2 separate regions of the Homo sapiens genome follow, and region 1 is linked to region 2. A link is a contact called in ENCODE Hi-C data. All regions are on one chromosome and are shown on one strand. The core of a region is the stretch at or near the end of the contact, and the rest is flanking DNA. Distances in the headings are between cores, read along the strand shown. Region 1 holds the start of KDSR (3-ketodihydrosphingosine reductase). Region 2 overlaps RELCH (RAB11 binding and LisH domain, coiled-coil and HEAT repeat containing).

Region 1 (4,898 bases), core at 1,938-4,437, 1.1 Mb before region 2:
ATGGGATTAAAATGAAAGTTTGGATAGAAACTGGAATGTCTGAAGAGACTCTATTTGGAGTGGTTGCATCCCCTTTACATGAATGTACTATGGGGATGGATATTGCCTGAGGAAAATTTCCTTTACCTAGTAATGTAAAACACAAGACAGGTGGCCCTGCCCTTCAGACAATATTGATTGGACATGCTAAATGGGAACCAGTAAGATTGCTGAGCCCACACAAGTTGTTAATATTAAAAACTATAGGATACTTGGTGGACAAAACATGTTAAAAAGACAGTCTGGTACCTAAAGGGTGAAGGCCACTTCTGTTTTTGGAAACTGATAGCATCAGATGGGAACTTTCAAGCCTGAGTGGCATTTCTCTGGGAGACATTTTGGTCATACAATATGATGATGAACTGGACCAGTTGTTGATGGCAGAGTGGAAGTCTTATATCTATCTGCCACTATCTTTTGACTCTAATTTTTCAAATTATGTTTACTACCATATCATAATACAGTGTAACTCTGGGATTGTAAGTGAGGTTTTAATGTTCACACTGATGGCCAATGTATTGAGAAATTGAGTTAAAAGCCTCCTACTCTACACTGGCTCCTCCAAATGTCAGATATATGTTCATTTTACTGTAAGAGAGCTTTGGCCAAAGGCCAGGTGGCAGCCGTGTTGTAAAGGATTCAGTCTTGCCCAAAGAGAAGGTTTGACTTTTGCCCTTGGCTTATGGGAGGTTATCTACGTCATACCTGATAGGAGTACCTCTGTTTAGATGGGGACTGGGCAAACTGGATTTTAGGGTGGAGACTGGCCATTCCAGAGAGACCAAGTATGTGAATTAGGGGGCTTTTGTCATGCACTATCAGTCTAGTTGGAGTCTCAGTCCAACCAAGTGGACAATTGATCAAGCCTATGTGCTGGAGTCCCAGTAAAAACTCTGGACACAGAAGCTCAGACAAGTGTCCCTGGTTGACAATACTCCAAGCATACTGTCACATACCAATGCTGGGAAGGTAACACAGCCTGACTCCGTGGGAGATGACAACAGGAGCTTTGCATTTGGAGCCCTCCAGACTCTGCCTTAGGCATTTCTTTCCTTAGCTGACTTTGATCTGTATTCTTTCCCCATAATAAACCATAACTATGAGCATAATGGCTTTCAGTGAGTTCTGTGAGTCCTTCCAGTGAATGATCAAACCTGAGGGTGGTTCAGGAACCTCTAAACTTGCATTGATATCAGAAGTCTTGGACATTATGCCTTCAAATTTTGCAGTTTGGCTAACTGCTGTAAGTCAAGAAAAAAAGGAAAAGAAAAACTTTTTTTTCTCCTTCGCTCCCTAGTATTTCTAGAAACAACAACAAAAATGAAAAGCAAGTAAGCAAACAAAAATATGTGCCTCTATGCAAATTAAAATCACAATGAGACTTCACACCAACTAAAAAAGCTATAATCAGAAAGACGGATGATAACAACTGTTAGTGAAGATGTAGAGAAATTGGAACCCACATACACTGCTGGTGGGAACACAAAATGTTGTACTCACTTTGGAAAACTTCTGGCAATTCCTCAAATAGTTAAACATAGAGTTGCCGTAAGATGTAGCAACTCCCCTACTAGGCATGTACCCAAGAGAAATGAAACATAATGCCCACACAAAAACCGGTAAATGAATATTTACAGTTAGCATAATTCTAATAGTCAAAAAGTGGAAACAACCTAAATATTCCTCAATTGATGAATGGAAAATTAAAATGTCGTATAGTCATACAATGGGATATTATTTGGCAATAAAAATAAATGAAGTATTAACATGTAGTACTTCATATCATGGATGAACCTTGAAAACATTACAGTAAGTGAAAGATAGGATGAAAAAGGCTACATATTATATGATTCCATTTATGTGAAATATCCCGAATAGGCAAGATTATAGAGACAGAAACATGAGGGATTGCTTAGGCTTGGGCGGGGCTTGGGAGGAAATGGGTCGTGACTGCCAATGAGTATAGGATTTTGGGGGGTTGTGACAAAAATGTTCTAAAATTTATGGTAGTGATGGGTCTACAACTGTGACTATATTAAAGACAATTTATTATAAGCTTTATTTATTTATTTATTTTTGAGACGGAGTCTTGATCTGTCACCCAGGCTGGAGTGCAGTGGCGCGATCTCACCGCAATCTCTGCCTCCCGGGTTCAAGCGATTCTCCTGCCTCAGCCTCCAGGGTAGCTGGGATTACAAGCATACGCCACCATGCCCGGGTGATTTTTTGTATTTTTAGTAGAGACGGGGGTTTCACCATCATGGCCAGGCTGGTCTCGAACTCCAGACCTGAAGAGATCCGCCCGCCTCAGCCTCCCAAAGGTCGGGGATTACAGGCGCGAGCTACCTCGCCCGGCCTATTACGCACGTTAAATCGGGAATTGTATGGTATAGTACGTGAATGAGACCTTAATAAAGCTGAGTTGTTTGCGTTATTTATTTGTTTTGAACCTGCTTGGTAAAGATGAACTCTGAACTCAATGAAATTGAATTACCTTAGTGATTCCTCAAAACTCCCTGTTAAGGCTTTCCGGTCCTCTGAAAAGCGAAAGTGGGCCGTGACCATCTTCTAAAAACGCCAAAAAATATGGAATGGAGCCCGGGATTTCAGAGCGTAGTCGCTGGGCTCCCAGGCTGAGCCCGCTCCGGGAGCCTCCAGCCGCCCTTTCCGATGCTCCGGGGCCTCCGAGCAACCCAGCGGGCAGTCCCAAGCCGAGGGCTGAACTCCAGGGAGGAGCGCTCGTCACGCCCACACTGGAGGCCGTGGCAGGCCTGGAAACCCGCCCTGCGGGGTCCTAAGAAGCCATTCGAGCTCCCGAAGAGCGAGTCTTCGCAGCCCTTCCCGGCGCGCTCGCATCTGGCGCTGTCCGGAGCCCGCTCGCGACGCACAGGGACGGGAGGCCCGGTTTCCACGGGAGAGGCTGCGGACTGCGGGCCCCGTCCCGAGGCCGGGGGAGTGGGAGACACCCGGCGACCCCCGAGAGGCGATTCTGGCAGTGGTGGCGGTGGCGGTGGCGGTGGCGGCCTACTCGCCCCCTGGAAGCACCGCCCCGCCTGGGTGGCGCGCGCGCCGGCTCCTCCTCTTCCCCTCCGCCGCGGCCCGCCCCGGCCCGCAAACCCAAACACTCCAGGCGCCCGCCCGCCGCGCGTGATTCTCGCCTCGCCGCAGCCCAGCCCTGCGCGCCTTGCCCGGCGGCCCCCGCCCGGCCGCTCCGGGCCCCTGGCCCCGCGGAGCGATGCTGCTGCTGGCTGCCGCCTTCCTCGTGGCCTTCGTGCTGCTGCTGTACATGGTGTCTCCGCTCATCAGCCCCAAGCCCCTCGCCCTGCCCGGGGCGCATGTGGTGGTGAGTGGCCTCCTGTTGCTGCCCCCCGACTTACCGGCCCGCGCGGCCTTTCCGCCGCCGAGGCCGCGTAGCCTACGTCCCTTTTTCCAGGCCGCGGTCCCCAGGAAGGCATGGCCAAATGGGGAAGGTCACCTGCCGCCGTCCACCCCGGCGCTTTTCCCCCGGCCCCGGCACCCGGCCTCGCGGACCCGCCCTCCGCAGCCTCGGGCTCCTCCTAGGGCCGGAGAGCGTGCGACGGGGGACCCCGCCGGCCGCAGGGTTCCCGGGGCCCCAGGGGTTCTGTGGCTGCTCGTGAATCCATGCAACATCCCTGGGATGTGGATGTTTTGTCCTCAGTTTTTCCGATGAGTCAACTGAGGCACAGAGAGGCTGAGAAACTTTGCCAAGGACACAGCGGTCGGTGGTGTGCAGGGTGCGGCGCGCGGCCCCGGGCGGGGGCAGACAGCGGGGAAGTGGGGTCCCAGCCGCCGGGACCCGCCGAGGCAGCTCGGAACTGGAAGATGGCCTGTGCGAGTGACGGGAAGAGCCGCTGCCAGAGGATTCCAGGAAGTGACTCACCTGGGGAAACTGCTCAGAACCCAGCGGGCTGGCGGTGGTGGCTTAGCGGTATTGGGACGCCTGTCCCGTCTACACTGCTTGTCTCTGAGCTCAGCGTGGCATCTGCTGATTGCTGCTCCAATGCAATCCTTTGCTGTTTTCTAGTGGGAAGGATGAGCTAAACGACAAGGCTTGTGTGCGAGGAATGAAGGAGAGGTGGATAGGTGTGATTTATTTCTTGGCGGAAGCTCGCATATTCAGCGATCCCTGTTCTGCAAATGTGGCACCTTTCTTAAACAGAGAGAATGCCTCCTTGCCTGCGCCCAGCACTTTCCCGTTTGCAGTGGCTTTCTCACGAGCATTCTCGTTTGGATCTCCCAAACCCGAGGCACAGTGAGGCGAGGAGTTAGGAGTAAGGAGGGTTGGTTACAAAATTGGCCGCACACCTCTTCCTGTCCTATCTCTGCACCGGAGATCCGAGCCTCCCCGCTGAGCTGGTATAAAATAAGATGGTCGTTTTTCTTAGTATGCTTTAAATCTGTACAAGGGTTTGTGAATGAGAAAATGTATCTGTTTAATTTCTCCTTTGTAAAGCTATTAGCTTTTTCCAACACCTCCTGTTCCTAATGGGGAAAGAGTGTGGATTCATTACAAAAAATAAATAAGAGAAAGGCAAAACTTGACACTCTAAATTCTGAAAGTTTTACATCCGCAAGAGAACTGCTGCCTCAAAAGCGTGGCTTTAAACCTTGGATCCTTTCAGAGCTTGAGTTTATAGAGCATAACTTTGCAAAAACTAAAGCTAAACGCAGAATGAAAATTGGAATTCCTTATTTGTAAGACAGTTTCACTGAGCCTTGACTCCAGTCCTTCCAGCCCCATCCCGCGGCAGGTCATAGGTGAGATAATAAATGCTGTGTCTGTTCAGGTGGACCAAGAAGAATTTATTTTTACCATCCCGCTTTAATACGCAGGATTA
Region 2 (5,134 bases), core at 1,482-3,981:
TATTTATCTTATTAATATAGAGTACTAAATTCCTCAGGGTAAGTTCTAAAGCAAAAGAGAAGCCACTTGACTGGGAAGTAAGTACAAAGGTGGAAAAAAAGGCTAATTTTTATCTTAAAAAAATCTGGTTGTACCAAAATGTGAAAGAAGACTGTATAAGACATACTTGTGGGTACACAGTAAGTTGCAGGAGGCTTTAAGGATAATGGTTTACTAGAACTATTCAAGCAGTGGGAATTTCTCACCTCAATCTGTTCCCAAAACAACCTTTAATTGTTATTTGGGGGCCATTATGAGAAGAAAATTCATTTTTTCCTCTTGAACAACTCCTACAAATTTGATAGGTAGGTATCTATTCTACAATAAAACTGTCAAATAAAATGGAAGGGTTATTTTTAGATATTCTTGAAAATTCTAGAAAGAGAAATTAAGATATTGACACTATGTTTAATTTGAAAAATAACTATAGTCCCAGAATTACTGAAAAAAGATTCCGAAGAATCAACAAAATAATTGGAGCAGATCCTATAAGAATCCAGATGGATTCTTCCCAGATTATCATGAGTCTTTCTTTTGAATATACATAGAAAGGTCAAATCATGCTCTAGAAAAGTTTTAACTATATGACACGGCACACAGCAAGGACCCATTTAATGCAACAACACTGCACACACCAAAGACCCGTTTAACATGACAACATATCAAATACCCATTTAACTTGACAACATGGCACACACCAAAGACCCATTGCCTGTTGAGCCTATCCTTTAATCCAGCAGCCAAGAGTTGGTCTCCTTGCCTCAGAGCAACTACAGCCTCGAAAAGTCAAAGCACCTTCAGAGTTCCTACCTAGAATCACCTGTAAATTTGACACTGCAACATGTGGAACTATCCCTAGTGCTAACTAAAATATCAACTTTCTTCTGTTAGTTGGCTAATTATAAAGACACTTACCTAGTGAAAAAAAATGTCATGACTGTGTTTCTATAGTTTGATCAGTGTGCATGCCTTCAATCGATTTTTTGGACACTGCAGTCCAAATCCTGACTTAGTATTTTTTGTTGATGACTCTTATCTTAAAGAGTCATATGCCAGCCTGGATATGTAACAGTCTGCCGGAGAATAAAATAATGTACTAGAAACTAAACTGATTTAAGTGACCCAACTTGTGGCCCTCTCTAGAGCATGTCAAATTGCTAAAAATAAAAGAGCTATGATAACTGATATGCTTTTGGAGTCATAAGTTCTTAATGCTTTGATGCTATCCAAAGAAATTGTGGCCATAAATGTTGAGGCCCACAGTAAAAGAGACTCTGTAAAATCTAGAGAAAAAAGGCAGACAATTGTGGAAGATCATGTAGCAGATCAACAAGCTATGAATTAAAACAAAGTTATGTATCGTGCTGAATGGCATGCTAAGTGGAAGAAATGTCTGTTTTTCATAAGAACATGTCTAGAAACACACAAAAATTTCCTTAAAAATAAAAAATAAACTCTAAGGCAGCACAGTATTTAGCAATTAGCAGTTATTAAGAAATATTTCTAAAATAACTTGAAATTAAGTTTGAGTTACTCTTCATATGTCTTACAGCAATCAGTATACAGTATAAGACCATCTGTATACTTATACAGTATAAGACCATCCACTAGGGCGGGTGCGGTGGTTCACGCCTGTAATCCCAACACTTTGGGAGGCTGAGGCAGGCAGATCACCTGAGATCAGGAGCTGGAGACCAGCCTGGCCAACATGGCAAAACCCCGTCTCTACGAAAAATACAAAAATTAGCCGGGCATGGTGGTGGGCACCTGTAATCCCAACTACTTGGGAGGCTGAGGCAGGAGAATCACTTGTACCCAGGAGGCAGAGGTTGCAGTGAGCTGAGATCATGCCATTGCACTCCAGCTTGGGTGACAGAGCGAGACTCTGTCTCAAAACAAAATAATACAAAACCATCCACTAATATCAATACTGATTAATTCACAATAACTAACTTGTTTCATGTTTAGCTTTCAGTACACAAGAGTACACAAGGCTTTCAGTACACAAGGCTTTAACACATGACAAATGCACCAAAATTTTAATACATGACAAGGCCTCAGAGGAGTGTCTAGCTTTGATCTTACATTACAATTCAGGAAAAAGGTAGAAAAATGCAACTTACACTCATCTCGGAACCTGGGTTCTGCGTTAGGGCCAACTCTACCAAATGTTTTTATGATCTCTGTATGCAAAGAATGTTGGTCTTGATACTGAGGATCTTCCAGGAAAGAAGCCAACTGCATTTTCACTCTTTCCAGCAACTTAAAATTGGATATTGTACAGTCATTTCATAGAATATTGAAAACTGAGTAGTGTTGTTAAAGTGAAAGACACACATTAAACATGACTTAAAGCAGTGGATTAAAGCAACCTATAGTCCAATGACAGTAGAAATTTGGAATTAAATAAATAGTTATTTAATCTTTTGGCTCAGAGAAGGTTTCCTACTTTTGCTTATGCTTACAAATTCTTAATTAAAAAATACAAATATTCCTGAACAAATTATAACAACAAAAGAAAAAAAATCCCACCGTATTTAGGGAAAAGTAGGTAACTTTATGATTATTTTGTATCTAAATTATAATTCTTAAAACAAATCACACTGTAAGTTACCCAATTATTCACCTTCTGAAAGCAATGAGTCATTAATGACTTACATCTTACTCACATTTCCCTAAAAGACATTTTTATTTTAGGTTTTGAGAACATGTTGAAATTCTGCCAAGACTGCAAGCTTTGCAGAATGATGTGCTTTTCCTCTGTGGCTTCACCAGTGAAATATATAAGTGAAAAAATGGAAAATATTCTTTCTGTAACTAACAAAACTTTAGTTTTTGTCATGAAAAATCTATATGACAAAGGAGTTTTATTAAAACTTTTTTCTTTTGGGTAATATGTCCACAAATAATATATGTGCTAATCTACAGGGTTTTTTCATTTGTATAAGGACATATCCAATATAATAACAAAGAAATAAAAATCTGATATCAATTTTGAGAAGTGTCTTATAGTTAGTGTTGCAAATAGAATCTAAAAAACTTGAAATTAGTTTCAGAATTAAAATACACCTTTAAGAAGGAAGACCTTGGTGGTCTCCTGAAACAGGCATGACAGAGGGTCTGCCCAGAGATCTACTCTGCAACAAGAGGATACCAGTCTACTAAATCACTTTTACAGCTTCATACCAATGACACAGTTATCAGAATACAAGTGCCCTCTTGCCTTCATTTATAACTGAGATACATTTGTGTTCCTAATGATGTTATCTGGGAAAACAGTCCTCAAATCTGTGCAACACTGGCAATCAAGAATTTATGTAGATTGGCCAGAAGCCTACCGGGTAATAGAAGGCTTTGGAACTAGACCTGATTTGAAGGATTATTCAAAACTGCAACATCCAGCTCAGCTTACAATAGAACATCTAGCAAGCTTGTCCAATACACCTTATTTTGTTGTTGTTCTGTTTTGTTTTGTTTAAGGCTTTTAGCAGCCTGAAGCCGGGGTTTTTAGTTTCTGTCTCTAGTGATAAGTAGAAAAGAGGGAAGAGGAAGGGGCTTTACTGGCCCAATCAGAAAGAGAAACTAAGAACCCATGACTATATTCTCTCCCTTGGACATCCCTGAAAGCTTGGCCTATACTTAATGTTCTGACTGAGAGGAAAGACTAGAGATTTCCTTAGGATATGGAAATATACCTTGGTTAGGCTACCATGTTTTCACAGTGAGATCCTCCTCTGGCCTGTAACTAACTAGGGCACAAAATAAAAGGTAAGATGCTCCCTGCAGCCTACCACCAGATACATGTATCATGACCACATCAATATTACACAGACATAAATAAATTTCAATTATTCCTACCTCTCTTTGAATTACTGTTTCCATAATAGTGCCAAAGGCTGGAATTGTGGCAATCCTGACAGAGCTGTTAGAATTAAAACAGAAAGAAACTGAAGATTTGAGATGAACAACGAGTATTATTAAAATGTATATTAAAGTAAGTACAAGGTAAATATACTGTATTAGTCTCTAGCAATGACAAATTAAATAAATTTAAAAAAAGCAGACCAAGAAGAATGCTCAAAAAGACAGACAGGATAACTTAAGGTCGCAGTCTGTGAAACTCACAATTCAGGATCACTGGACAAGGTAACAAGGGCCGGAGCAACCCGCTTGTCAACTAACGCTTCACTCATGCCTCGAAGAGTCAGCTGTAAACCAGTCAACATGCAATAAAAAATGGTTTGGTAAACTGGAATAAGAACTGGGTTAGCTGTGACTGAGGATGGGCAGGCAGACTCATTGGCCTTTCTTGGTTTAGTCATCCACACGAGACATTAAAATGTTAGGCCATTGGTTCATGCTACTACACTTACTGGTAACAACCTGTTAGTGAGATTAGGAGAGCATCCCTTCTTGGCTTGAAAGAAACAGTCCATCAGCATATTTTAGGTTCTGGAAGTATTTATTGAGCACTAATGTTACTAATATATTTTTTCAATACGTGGCCTCCAAATTACACTTATGGTGAGGGTTGATTTAAAAAGAACCATGATATATAAAGAATAATGTGATAAAGTTTAAAATCAAATAAGCATAATCCAGTATTATTAATTTAAAGAGATTCTTCAATAAATTTAAGAGCTGATGGTTATTTCTTGACAGGCACATTTTGAAAGGGATGCCGAATATAAAAGGCAGGGATGACACTTACATTTCAGGGTCACTGGAGAGAGTAATGAGAGCAGGAACAACCCTCTGAGCTACCAGAGTTTCATTCACCCCCTTCACCAACAGCTGATTGGTCAGCACAGGGGGTATTCACAGGTGATGCACGGAAAGAGCAAACACAGTGCGCCACGGGAAGAAGGAAGGAACAACCAAGAGAAAGAGAGAAAACACAAAAGCAAAACCAAAATTAGAAGCTAAGCAAATACTGCTGCTAGAGTGCTTTACAAAGGCAGAGAATGCTTAGGAGGAAAATAAAGCTTAAGTAGCCTAGCGTCCATGAAAACAGATTTTGTCACCAGTTTAACAGCAGTTTGTACTTTTGGTCAAAGAGTCTAAGCAATTTCAATGTCCATCAAAATGCAACTGA

Evidence for each region. Hi-C counts contacts between places; a loop is a spot of excess contacts on that map. Pooled maps may share reads with other maps.
Region 1: a loop to region 2 is called in a pooled map, with 2.3 times the contacts of the local background. The contact joins the promoter of KDSR here to the enhancer-like site in region 2. A Hi-C loop is called at or near these places in 2 of 50 pooled maps.

The regions. Positions count from the first base shown.
Region 1 is chr18:63,365,495-63,370,392 of GRCh38, reverse strand. It overlaps KDSR (3-ketodihydrosphingosine reductase), which reads left to right and starts at 3,187. Exons shown (of 10, transcript NM_002035.4): 1 at 3,187-3,382. The coding sequence starts at 3,275. KDSR-DT (KDSR divergent transcript) reads right to left here and starts at 3,069. Exons shown (of 2, transcript NR_186602.1): 1 at 2,534-3,069. It overlaps LOC124904317 (a long non-coding RNA gene), which reads left to right and starts at 3,393. Exons shown (of 2, transcript XR_007066400.1): 1 at 3,393-4,143. RefSeq lists silencers at 2,815-2,864, 2,975-3,424, 3,495-3,554, 3,905-3,954 and enhancers at 2,816-3,763, 3,803-4,097.
Region 2 is chr18:62,279,473-62,284,606 of GRCh38, reverse strand. It overlaps RELCH (RAB11 binding and LisH domain, coiled-coil and HEAT repeat containing), which reads right to left. Exons shown (of 29, transcript NM_001346231.2): 23 at 4,751-4,833; 24 at 3,898-3,961; 25 at 2,163-2,301. Among named protein-coding and RNA genes, the nearest start is that of TNFRSF11A, 43 kb to the left of the region's middle. Within about 2 kb of position 2,731, at least 4 of the 41 ENCODE cell types and tissues checked have a DNase peak (open chromatin) inside an H3K27ac peak, as active enhancers do.